2 separate regions of the Homo sapiens genome follow, and region 1 is linked to region 2. A link is a contact called in ENCODE Hi-C data. All regions are on one chromosome and are shown on one strand. Each heading gives the region's core, a stretch centred on a gene start or an enhancer-like site at or near the end of the contact. The rest is flanking DNA. Distances are from core to core; before and after follow the strand shown. Region 1 holds the start of TOM1 (target of myb1 membrane trafficking protein). Region 2 holds the start of PRR14L (proline rich 14 like).

Region 1 (6,096 bases), core at 275-2,774, 3.5 Mb after region 2:
AAGACATCGGACCCCATGGCTGCTCAAACAAGTGAATCTACAGAGGTGATTAAGTTCTAATTTAGGTTTGTTTTTTTTTTTAAGACACAGCCTTACTCTGTCACCCAGGCTGGAGTGCAGTGGCACGATCTCAGCTCACTGCAATCTCTGCCCCCCTGGGTCCAAGCAATTCTCATGCCTCAGCCTCCCAAGTAGCTGGGACTACAGGCGTGTACCACCACACCTGGCTAATTTTTGTATTTTTAGTAGAGACGGCATTTTACCATGTTGGCTAGGCTTGTTTTGAATGCCTGACCTCAGGTGATCCACCTGCCTCAGCCTCCCAAAATGTTGGGATTACAGGCGTGAGCCACCACACCTTGCTTAATTTAGGTTTTCTGTCATCCAAAATTTGTGCAGTCAATTTACTAGCCTTTCAGATTTAAAAACCACAAACATCACAATAAGTACTTAAGCACCCACAGTAGCCAGACTACTAAGGCCATGGTTATTGTATTTTTGGAGTACATGCCAGAAGAAAAGGTCATAACCCATAGATAGGTATCTAGTGTGTAGGTGTCAGCAGACACACCACACACAGCCAGGAAGGCTGAAGAGATTAGAATCACAACGCTGGGAAAGGCCTTTGAGATTCTTAGCTTGGGGTCCACGGTTGTACTTCAGGGACCCCAGAAACTCCCTGAGGTTATAAGCAAAATTGTATCGCTGCCTTTTTTCTTCAGAAAGGCTCATGGCTTTTGTCAAATTCTCAAAGGAGACTGTGACCTAAATAAAATATTTTTTAAAAATGGTTACGAGTCCTTGATCTAATTCCAGTATCTAGAGAAAATGGGAGCTATGTTTGGCTCACACAGTAAATTTATGGCAGAGACGGGTATTAAAGCCCCACTCGTGACTACATCTGTGCTTTTTGCCATCCTGGGCGCTAGAGGGAATTGCGCTGCAATTCATTAAATTGCCTCTCAGTCTCAACAGATGACAAACCCCTTGCCCTTGCCTCTGATTTAAGGTAAGATAATTTGGGCTGCGAGCAGGGTGCATCTTGGAGCGGGGAGACCTTGACATCAAACAGGAAGAGTCTTACCGGGACAAGGAGACAACAGCCCAGAGAGGCTGTCACCCAGGGTAGGTGTGCAGTCACAGTGAGGTCCCAAGGACTAAGGGCTATGACCCTAAGAGTCTCGGCTTCTGTGTAACTCACCCAAGTCACTTCCCTGGTCTACGACCCAGTTTCCCAAATGTGTAAAGGGTCCTTTAGACCTCGCCCTAAAAGGTCAGGGGCGTGGCTTAAAGAGGACCGCGCTTCCCGGGCCCCGACCCCAGACCCTACATCGTGTGTGACGCCCGCCGCCGCCGAGCAAGCCGCAGTGAGGTCATCGCCCTCCGCCTCGGGGGCGGGACCCTGGCGTCTCAGGGCGGGGCTTGTGGTCGAGCTTCGCGGTGCCACCGCCCCGCCCACGCCTCCTCGCCGGCCTCCGAGTGCGTCACGTGACGGGTCGGTGGCGCTGGCGGTTGCTGTCAGCTGATTCCCGGGGTTGGTGGCAGCGGCGGTAGCAGCAATGGACTTTCTCCTGGGGAACCCGTTCAGCTCTCCAGTGGGACAGCGCATCGGTGAGTCCCTGGAGCCCCCCACAGCTCCGCCCCGGTGCTCCGCACCCAGCTTCGGTCCCCTGGGAAGCCTCCGGGTGCCTAGTCACGGAGGCAGGGAGGGCAAGGAGGCTGGCGTGTAGCTCTCCGACCTGGCTCCGCCCAGCTTTCCTCCCACTCTTGATTGACAAGAACTTGGGCCATTAGGAAGCCTTGGCTTGTGATAGATGTATATGACAGCCAGTAGGTAAGGAGAGAGGGTGGGTCCGGATGCCCACGGCGCAGCCAATGTGCGTCTGCTGGGGTCCCCAATCGAGGGAGAAAGTTTTCGTGGTTAAAGGGACTGCGTGGTTGGCAGTGGCTGGGCCACTCTGCTGGGTCCCGCCGCCTGGGCTCTGGCCAGCTCCTTCCTGGCTCACCGGGCCCTCCGGACACAGACACCTGAGAAGGGCTAGAAGTCCCTTCTCCCAGGACCGCGAAGCCCCGGGCTTGGCGTCTTGGGGCCAACTGGCCAGAGGGGCCCAGCGCCGGACAGCCCGCGGCCAGGCCTCACAGACCCGGGTCTCAGGACGTGTCCGCCTGGGCTCTTTTCTCGACCCAACCTCAAATGGACCCGCACAGACTCTCAGAACCTGAGCAGACAGTGGTCGGACAAACCCTCCTGGTCAGCCCATCTCGGTGCTCCGTAGGTGGGGCAGCCGGGAACTCGGGCCAAGCCAAGCCCAGGGCACCTGGCGCCTGTCTGCTGGTCCGTGGTTCTCTGCACCCTGGTGACAGGATACTCACAGTTCTGTGACGCAGCCTCCCTGGGCCGAGGTTTCCTCACCTGTAGTTGGCGGGCAATAATGGTCCCCACCTCCGTGGGCTTGTTGTGAAGATTAAATTCCTTAATAAATGTGAAATACTTAGAACAATGCCTGGTACATGGCCAGTGCCATATAAAAAAAAACAGTTGTAATATTTATTATCACTGGGCTGGGCACGGTGGCTCCCGCCTGTAATCCCAGCACTTTGGGAGGCCAAGGCGGGCAGATCGCTTGAGCCCAGGAGTTCGAGACCAGCCTGGGCAACATGGCGAGACCCCGTCTCTACAAAAAAAAAAAAAAAAAAAAATACAGAAATTAGCCGGGCGTGGTGGTGCGTGCCTGTGCACCCAGCCACTCGGTAGGCAGAGCTGGGAGGATTTATTGGATCTGGGAGGTCAGGGCTGCAGTGAGCCCTGATGGCGCCACTGTACTCCAGCCTGGACGACGCAGGGAGAGCCCATCTCTTGAAACACATACACATACACACACACACACGCACACATATATATAAAAATATACACATACAAACATACATATACATACACATACATATATATTATATGTATTTACACACACACGTTGTTCCTGAGATCACCAAGTGAAGGTTAGGAATCCCTGGAAATCGCTTGGCAGTAGATCTCATAGGTGCTCATTCTTGGGCACCAACACCATGAGAACCGACATGCCTTCACCCAAACAGCCACACTTCTCCGGAGGATGGTTTGGGTGTTCCGCATTCTTGCATGAAGAAACCATCGCATTACCGTGAAATTACTCTTCATCTTTTTTGATGACGACTTTTCGTCTTAAGTCCAGACTGGGAAAACTTTAAGATGAGACATATTTTCCATTCTTAGTGTCTTGCGAAACCTCACGAAAGCTTGTCGACCCGGCTCTGTGTTGTAATCGCCACCGTGGCTGTCGGTGGCTCTTCCGAGGTTTTGTAATCAATGCTCTCCAAGGGGGAGGTGGCAGTCCAGGATTTACACACCAGGAAGCTCCTGAACCAGGGAGAGGAACTGCCCTCTCAAAGGACCCCTGCCCTCCCCGGACACACACCCACCCCACAGTGAGTCATGGTTTTTTGGAGCTGAAAAGAGAAGGCAGCTCTCCTCTCATCTATATTTCTCTGACTACAGAAACCACTGCTTTTATCACATGCCAAGTTTAAGACTTACTACTTAAAAATAAACAAGTAAATAAAAGACCTGGCTTCAAAGTCAGCCACATACTCTTAAGGCTTTCTGGAAAAGCTCACCTGGGTTCTGGATTTCAGCTAATCAAAGCAAACTTCTCTTCTTACCTTGAAGCGTTGCCTTTCTTGGGCAAGAAATACTTCTGTGCAAAGAGAATGCTACTAAATCATAATACCTTAAAGCACAAATGGAATTTTGCAGGTAAAAGAGCCTTACCTTGGGGATCTTCTAACCCAGTGGTTCTCATCAGAATTCCTAGGAGGGCTTGTTAAATAATGTCGGGGCCCCAACCCCAGAGTTTCTGACTCTCCAGGTCTGCGGTGGGACTCTAGAATGTGAATTTCTTTTTTTTTCTTTTTCTTTTTCTTTTTCTTTTTTTTTTTTTTTTTTTTTTGAGACTGCGTTTCGCTCTTGTTGCCCAGGCTGGGGTGCAATGGCACCATCTTGGCTCACTGCAACTTCCGCCTCCCGGGTTCAAGCGATTCTCCTGCCTCAGCCTCCCAAGGTAGCCGGGATTACAGGCACGCTCCGCCACACCCGACTAATTTTGTATTTTTAATAGAGATGGGGTTTCTCCATGTTGGCCAGGCTGGTCTCAAACCTGAACAGGTGACCCACCCACCTCAGCCTCCCAAAGTACTGGGATTACAGGCATGACCACCGTGTCCGGCCTAGAATGTGAATTTCTGTTGAGTTCCCGGGTAATGCTAATGCTGTTCCAGCCCATCCCCTTCATTTTACACTGGCGGAGACTAAGGTCCAGAGAGGGGAAAGTGGAGGCTGTGACTCATCCAAGACCCCAGTAAATTGACAGCAAAACTGAGTCATTGAAATTTAAACCAAAGCTGAAGAGGCTCCAAAAGTAGAATTAAGAGTTTGAGTTAATCCCCTCAGTATTCCATATTCTTTTAGATAAAGAGGCGGAGGAAGTACTGCTCCCTGGCTGTGATTACTGATGACACAGTATAGCTGCTTATAATTCTGTAAACCAGGCCCCTCCTTGCTGCAGGAGTACCATCTCTTCTCAAGCCTGCCGACTCCCATGCCCTTGTTGATAGTAGAGCTGTAGAGCCATATGGAATTGACATCCCTCAGATGGTGATTCTAATGATGCTAATCAGGAATGAGTGTCAGTCACTGGAATCACAAAGTTCTCATCCACCTCCCCTCCCAACACACACACACACACACCCCTTTGTGCTTGCTGGTCCCTCTGCCTGGGTTGCTTGCTCCTGTGCCCCCACTGAGGAGCTCCAGATCACCCTTCAAAGTACAGGGCATCATCACCTCCTCCCTGAGGCTTGCCCCAAGCCCGACGTTGCTCTTTTACTCTCCCTTTATCCTAGATCCTCAGGCCCCCTTGCCCTATGACTTTGGGCTCTGAATCTCCGCTTCCTCCTTGGTAGAATGTTACTAACAGCATCTGCCTCACAGGGTGGTTGCTGGAATGAAACAAGATAGTCCTCTGAGAGTGTCTCGCACAGTGTGAGTGTATGGAAACATTAGCTCTTCCTGTCATCATCACCATCATCATTTTTATTATTTCTTTTTTTTTTTTTTTTTTGAGACAGAGTCTCAAAAAAGGCTGGAATGCAGTGGCACAGCCTCAGCTCACTGCAACCTCTGCCCCCCAGGTTCAAGTGATTCTCCTGCCTCAGCCTCCCGAGTAGCTGGGATTAGAGGTGCACACCACCATGCCCGGCTAATTTTTGTATTTTTAGTAGAGATGGGGTTTCACCATGTTAGCCAAGCTGGTCTTGAACTCCTGACCTCAAGTGATCCAGCCACCTTAGCCTCCCAAAGTGCTGGGATTGCAGGTGTGAGCCACCACGCTTGGCTTATTTTTATTATTTCTACCCTCATTATACTAATATGCCACCGTCCCACTCTGTTAGTGGTTGTGCATGTCTGTCTCCACAGCTAGGCTGAACCTCTTGAGAGCAGGAACTGTGCCTTATTTCTCCAGACCCTCAGCACCTAGCACGGTGCCTGGCACATAGCAGGAAGGAGGAAGGGAGAAAAGGAAAGTAACATTTTGTGAGCAAACACCATAATAACTCTGCCAGGTATTCTGCTAGCGTCCTGGGTATTAATCTCATGGTGACCCTGTGCGGTTTTGCTATTTTTTTCCCATTTCACCAAAAGTCAGTCTAAGAGAAAGCATCGCTTTCCAGGGTTCCACAGCCACTCAAGGTCAGAATCCAGACCCAGGTCTTCTTTTGTACCCTCACCACACTGCCTCGAGCTGCCCAGTGCTTCTTTTGAATTGATGTCTGTCCCACCCTCCAAGAGCCACAACTCTTATTCTACCCTCAGATAAGGACATGTACATGGGTCTCACACTTGCAGGCCCCTCCCCTCATCGATGAGTAGGGGAGCTTCCCAAGGGCAGCACCCGTAGCTGAGAGGATTCCAGATCCTTTGTACCAGCTGGTGTTGTCACAGCCCTCTTCTTTCAAGGATTTCAAACCCTTTCCAGATATTCTCTGCAGACAAATCTTACTGGA
Region 2 (6,825 bases), core at 155-2,654:
AGTCAGGAAGAAGTGATACCTTCTGTGGACAAAGGAAGTGCTGGCGTCTGGCATCAGGTCTCACTTTCTCTTAAGAGCACAGACCTGTTTCCAAAAGCTAAGTCTTTTTTTTACTGATTATTTTCAGTGAGGCCCTCTTTGTTAATTTGGGAAAGTATTGAACAGCAGGATCTAAGGGGACTGGAAGTGTCTCTTTCTCTAACCCCTAAGTGGGAGGGAGTCTTCCACTCCAGTGAGAAAGGATGGTTGAACACTTGTGATGGAGGCTGCGAGGGGCATGCATGGAAAAATATGCTTCTCTGTGCAAGATATTAGTTTTCTTTTTTAACAGATTAAGTAATAGTAATAGCAACAGCTTACCAAAAGCTTACTATATAACTAGTATTTACACAAATGCTCCCTTAGCCCGCATGACAATTCTAAGAAAACAGAACCCAAATTGGAGATGGACTGAGATTCAGACAAGTTAAACAAATAGTCAAGGTCACAAAGACGTTAAGTGAGAGACCCAGGTTTGCAACGATTACACTCCAAAAGCCATGCTCTTAATAATGCAAGGGAAAGGAGCTCACTGCACACCAAGAGGCTTAAAGGGAAGAAGAGAAGCGAGGGTCTCTCTGTGGACATCACGAGGGGAGAGGGAGAAAGGTTGATTTCTGATACCATAAAGTAAAATTTCAAGGTCTTCCTCTCCGTATCTTGGGGTACAGGCGAAAAATAAAGGAGGAAGGTAAGTCTCTTTCTTACTGGGAAGAAAGATCCCCTCTGTCACTTTCAGGCAAGTTGGGTCTCACTCTTCACCTGGGTGACGCTGACCAAAGTTGGGGGAAAGGTCTCATTTAGGGGTTATCTTTTACTCCTCCTCAGGATAAGTTCAGAATCCCCCTCGAACCCTGGGAGTGGGTCTCCCTCTGCTGACCAACGGATGAGCGCTAAGAAAGAGCGTACGCCTCCGATAAGGGGCGTCGTCCTCTCCGAGGAGATAAGTTGGGGGATCCCTGTTGTATCGAGGTTGAAGAGGAGTCTCTCTCCCGCGTCGGAGCCATGACTCGGAGAAGCCGCTTTTCTCTAGCGACGCGGGGCCTGGTCTCCTCCCTCTCCCTGGGTCGTTCCGCCGCCCACAGGGCAGCCTTGGTTCCTTTCCGCGCCCCGAGAGGGCGGGGGGCCTGGACTCCCCTTTAGCAGCACCACCCGGCGGAGGGTCCCTTTAGGGCGGAGTGGGGCGGGGCGGCTACGCCCGAAGCCTTCCAGTCCCGGCCTCTTACCCTGAGACCTCCTCCGCGGCCCGCGCTTGCCCAGCCAGCTCAGCCCCTGCAGCTGCAGCCCCGTCGTCGCCAGGTCTACCTGAGCCTACGGAGCCGACAGAGGCCGGGGGCGCTCCGGCCGCCGCCACCTCTTCGTCTCTATGGTCCCCCTGCACTTCCTCATCCGGGGCCCGAGCCAGCCATGCGGACTCGCCCAAATCCCGCCCCCGCACCGCGCGCGCGCACTCCAAGGGAAGGCTCTTCCTGATTCTGACCTCCCGCCCTCTGCTAGCCCCAGCCTCCCTCAACCCCGCCCCTGCGGCTCAAACTCTTAAAGGGAAACACAACTTTTGGTTCTGCTCCTGCTGAGCCACAGGACCCAGTGCCGGCCTTCGCTGCTGTCACCCTGTTCCAGTCCACCGTTTTTCTAGTCTGGACGGCTACAATTCTAAGGGCCTGCCTGCTTCCACTCTGGCAGCCCGAGAGATCTTATTCTACTGGAAAGAGTGTTTTGGGTCATGACACTCCTCTGCTTCTTCTAATCACACTGACCACTAAATAAATGGCACCTCTGCCTCCAGTTGGTTACAGAACCTTGTTTTATTTTCTTCATAGCTTTAACACTAGCTGAAATTTCTATGTCTCATCTCTTTATTGACTTGTTTATCATTTATCTTCCTCCACCTTGTCTGTTTTGTTCATCACTTAATGCTCAGCACCAAGAGCAGTGTCCGGCACAAAACTAGACGCTCAATGGACATTTGAAGGAAGGAAGAAATGTTTATCCAGTGGAAGAATTGAGGTCCAGATAATGAAATCGACTTGCCCCAAATAATACGGCTTTGTGTTAAAAAATAGAAATCGACCAGGCGCGGTGTCTCACGCCTGTAATCCAGCACTTTGGGAGGCGAAAGCGGGAGAAGCACTTCAGCCCAGAAGTTTGAGACCAGCCTGGGCAACATAGTGAGACATCGTTTCTGCCAAAAAACAAACAGCTGGGTCTGGTGATGTGTGCCTGTAATCCCAGCTACTCTGGAGGCTGAGGCAGGAAGATCACTTGAGGCTGGAAGGTTGAGGCTGCAGTGAGCAGTGATAGTGCCACTGCACTCCAGCCTGGATGACACAGCAAGACTCTTTCTCAAAACAAAACAAAAATTGCTCAGGTGTTGATGCACCTGTGCTCCTAGCTACTGGGGAGCCTGAAGCAGGAGGATCGTTTGAGCCCAGGAGTTTGAAGCTGCATTGAGCTATGATGGTGCCCCCACTGCACTCCAGCCTGGGCAACAAAACAAGACACTGTCTCAAAAAAAAAAAAAAAAAAAAAAATTGAATGCTTCAAAGTTTCGTTTCTTTCTTTCTTTTTTTTTTTTTTGAGACGGGGCCACGTTCTGACACCAGGCTGGAGTGCAGTGGTAGGATCTCGGCTCACTGCAACCTCTGCCTCCCAGGTTCAAGAGATTCTCCAGCCTCAGCCTCCTGAGTAGCTGGGATTACAGGCGCATGCTACCATGCCCAGCTAATTTTTGTATTTTTAGTAGAGACAGGGTTTCACCATGTTGGCCAGGCTGGTCTTGAACTCCTGACCTCGAGTGATCCGCCTGCCTCGGCCTCCCAAAGTGCTGGGATTACAGGCGTGAGCCACCACTCCTGGCCTTCAGAGTTTCTTTATGAGAGTTGCCAAATTAAAAAGTTAAAATATTTGCCTTTTGGCCGGGCGTGGTGGCTGAAGCCTATAATCCCAGCACTTTGGGAGGCCAAGGCGGGCGGATCACGAGGTCAGGAGATCAAGACCATCCTGGCTAATACGGTGAAACCCCCTCTCTACTAAAAATTATAAACAATTAGCCAGGCGTGGTGGCGGGCACCTGTAGTCCCAGCTACTCGGGAGGCTGAGGCGGGAGAATGGCATGAACCCGGGAGGCAGAGGTTGCAGTGAGCCGAGATCGGGCCACTGCACTCCAGCCTGGGCGACAGAGGGAGACTCCGTCTCAAAAAAAAAAAAAAATTTGCCTTTTTAAGATGTCCCATTATGGACATCTCTCAGGAGAAGGAATCAAATTCCCTTGAGGGCTAAGAAGAGAGAATCCTATTAGCTTCCCCAGGGATGGAAGAATGTCCCATCAACCACCATTGCTAAAGACAAAAACTATCTTGGGGGATCTAGGTGTATCTCCTGAAGTGGCAACATAGAAACATTTTTTAACATAACATTGTTATTCTTAAAAAATTTTGTAACTGTTGCAATCCACTGTATCACATATGTTTTATTACAAGATAAACAATTTCAGCCAGGAGTGGTGGCTTGGCCTGTAGTCCCAGTCCCTTGGGAGGCTGAGGCAGAAGAATCACTTGAGCCCAGAAAATTGAGGTTGCAGTGAGCTATGATAGAACCACTGCACTGCAGCCTTGGCAACAGAGCTAGACCTGGTCTTGGGGGAAAAAAAAGGCCCGGCTACAGTGATTGGTGCCTGTAATCCCAGAACTTTGGGAGGCCAAGGCGGACGGATTACTTGAGCTCTGGAGTTTGAGACCAGCCTGGGCCACATGGCAAAACCCCGTCTCTACAAAAAATACAAAAATTAGCTGAGCATGCACCTGTAATCCCAGCTACTAGGAGGCTGAGGTGGGAGGATCGCATGAGCCAGGCAGGCAGAGATGGCAGTGAGACGGGATCATGCCACTGCACTCCAGCCTGGGTGAGGGTGACCTCATCTCAAAACAAAAACAAAAAAACAAACAAACAAAAAAATTGCAATTACTTAACACTTGCATTATTTACCTAACTTCTCCTGAGTCCCAACATAAAGGCATCCATGCTTAAGAACGTTGCTTGTCCTGTCCCAGGGTCCCCTTGGTCCACTGCAGAATCTTTCACTACAGTGTAACATGTTTTTTCTTTCAACATTTTTAAGTTTTCCAAATCCGTAAGAAATGGGCACTGTTAGTATTAAAGATATAAAGAAATTTAAGACAAGTGCTGTGTCGTTTAGATTTAGCAGTCAGTGTGATTAGAAGCAGCAGAGGAGAGGCGTGACCCAAGACACCGATTCTAGTTATAAGGTCTCTCTGGCTTCAAGAGGGGAAGCAGGGAGTCCCTATCGAGTTGCTGCCGCTCAGGTCAGAAACGGTGGACTGGACTAGGGGGCGGGGGTATCAGTGGCAGCAGGCGGAGCTGGCAATTGTCAGGAGTCCTTGGCCAGAGCCTGACCCAGCCCACCCAGCTCTCTGGTTTTCTGCTTGGAGAGAAAGATATCCTGACAGACGCGAGTTTAGGCAGTGCCCTGGGTATGACCAAAGGATGTTGGTTAAAGGCCCCGTTCTGGGAACGGGTCAGGATTCGTCCTTGCTTCCTTCTGAAGGGTTTTGTGTCCTCAGGCTGTTTCCTGGTTTGTGAAATAGGATAGTATCTGCCTCCTGCATCCATCAGGTAATAGGGATGCAATGATTACATAAGGACTATGAAGCCACGGCAGCCATTCTTATTAATAACCTGAGGGGCGCAGAACGTCGTTTAGAGTTTGCAAGGGTTTGAAAAGCCCCCCGTAAGTGGACACTTCCCAGCAGAGGCCATCACCCTAACTCTCGCGTGCTCAGCCCCTTGCATTTTACAGAAGTCCTCCCAGAAACTCTCGTTGGCGCCTCTTAGCTGCCCAATGAGGCCACATGAGTCATTAACCTCGTTCATATAACAGAAAACGGAGCTCTGACGGATCTCGTTTCCCCTGTGGGGAGATCACTGAGTCGGAAACGAAGCTCTGTGGCCATGGATCTACTTCGGATAGACTAGGAGGAAATGGATTTCCTCCGTGGGGCGGGAGGCTCTAGTGCTCGAGGGCAGGAAACGCCAGGAGGTGGCCCAAGGAAGAGGCCGCACACGACGCCCCGCCCCCGGCTCGAGCCCCGGATGAGGAAGTGGTGCGGCCACCGAGACGAGACGGAGGCCCGGCGAGAGCGGCGCGGGGGCGCGAGGGCGGGAAGGAGGCGGGGCCCCGGGGCGGAGCCACCGGAGCGGCGCGGGTTCTCAGGTGAGCGCTACACGGTCGGGGCGGGCCTAGTAGGCGCTTCAGGCTTAGGGGCGGAACAGCGCGGGCCGCGCGGGCGTAGGCGGGGTATCTGGAGGAGGCGCAGGGAACCTGGAGAGGGTCCAGCCCTCAGTGCCCCGGCCAGAGGCGGGAAGGGGCTCTAGAGCTTCGGTGAGTGGAGCTGCCCGCCCCGGACTGGGGATTGGGGGGGCTTGAGATAGGGGACCTTGGCCCAGGTTCGAGTTCCAGGCTCCATCCCCATTCCGCTGTGTGACCTTGGACAAGTCTCTCTCCCTCTCTGAGCCTCAACGGCCTCAGCTGTGAAACGGAGTCAGGGAAGGTCTGCTGAGAGTTCGCACAGACCGAGGTTTGGGGAAGGAACTTCTGCCTTCCTCCTCTTTGTGGTTGCCTTGCTCAGGACATTGGCAGCAAAACGAGAATGGTGGGAGTGTCTCTTAAGTCTCGAGTGACCTTGAGCAAGTCCCTTGCCCGGAGTCACACTTTCATCATCTACAAAATGAGTGGGCTAACCTCTTTTAAGATCTCTTTACTATTTGGGTGTTATTGGTGTAGATGGAGACAAGGTGATGAGCACCCATTCAGCGCAATGCTTCCCCTATGGGGGTGTGATAGAATATCTTCTCCTAGGTTTGACTAGCCCCTGGCCCGAATTCCCCTTAGTTCCTGGATTCTGTGGTTCTATTTGTTCTCCATCGCTCCTTGTAACTGGAGGAGTGACTTCTTCCGAGAGTCACTTGGCACCACTTCACAGCAGAGGAACACCAGTATCTTCACTGGCCTAAAATCAAAGAGTGGTTGCAAGGAAAAATCTGACATTCCAACCTTTTCGTTTGTATTTCTGTGGCAGGGAGGCAAGATGACTTCTCTGCCCCAAGCTTGGAACAGCTAAAGGGAAAAACAGTGCAAGATGAGAACAACAAAGGTCTACAAACTCGTCATCCACAAGAAGGGCTTTGGGGGCAGTGGTCAGTATCGATTGGTCTTTAGAGGTTTTGTAAGTTGGCTGAGGTTCTGGTGTGTGCAATACCTAGAAATTACACACTGACTCGTGTGACAATTGAGGCTAAACAGGCGACTAAACAGACTAAAGCAGCAACTGTCATACAGTAACAATAGGAGGATGGCAGGACCCTTCTAATGCATTTGCATTCAGACTTTTAAGGAACATTGTGAATGCTGCCGGTTTACTACCCTTCATTTGTTGAATTGCATTATTAATTACAAATCTTCCGTGTATGTTCCATAAAATTCCAGCCTGCACTGGTTTGGCAGATAAGAGAAACTAAAATCGTTTATCAGTTTTTACATTGAGTGAGAGAGAAGTGGCATAGATGTGCATAGAGCAGGTATGATCAAAGCATGAACCTTTGCCTGGCTTGTAGGCATGGGAAGAAGGAGCAGGATACAGCATGTTATTCTGCACTGAGCTATAGTCTGAGTATCTACTCTGCTTCTAATTTTCCTGGTGACCTTGGGCAAGCTCCTAGTGTACCTTATCTGAAAGTTGAAGGGCTTTAGAATAGTTTCTCTTAACATCT

Evidence for each region. Hi-C counts contacts between places; a loop is a spot of excess contacts on that map. Pooled maps may share reads with other maps.
Region 1: a map of psoas muscle shows a loop between it and region 2 (7-fold over the local background). The contact joins the promoter of TOM1 here to the promoter of PRR14L in region 2. A Hi-C loop is called at or near these places in 2 of 168 maps with a recorded cell type or tissue (naive thymus-derived CD4-positive, alpha-beta T cell and psoas muscle), 1 of 37 single-sample maps with no recorded cell type and 9 of 50 pooled maps.

The regions. Positions count from the first base shown.
Region 1 is chr22:35,298,370-35,304,465 of GRCh38, forward strand. TOM1 (target of myb1 membrane trafficking protein) reads left to right here and starts at 1,525. Exons shown (of 15, transcript NM_005488.3): 1 at 1,525-1,611. The coding sequence starts at 1,560. RefSeq lists enhancers at 1,100-1,622, 1,549-1,698, 1,623-2,145, 2,099-2,258, 2,669-3,190.
Region 2 is chr22:31,748,728-31,755,552 of GRCh38, forward strand. PRR14L (proline rich 14 like) reads right to left here and starts at 1,405. Exons shown (of 9, transcript NM_173566.3): 1 at 1,266-1,405. It overlaps DEPDC5 (DEP domain containing 5, GATOR1 subcomplex subunit), which reads left to right and starts at 5,292. Exons shown (of 43, transcript NM_001242896.3): 1 at 5,292-5,437; 2 at 6,135-6,252. The coding sequence starts at 6,195. RefSeq lists enhancers at 415-1,047, 1,287-1,846, 1,336-1,630 and a silencer at 5,057-5,366.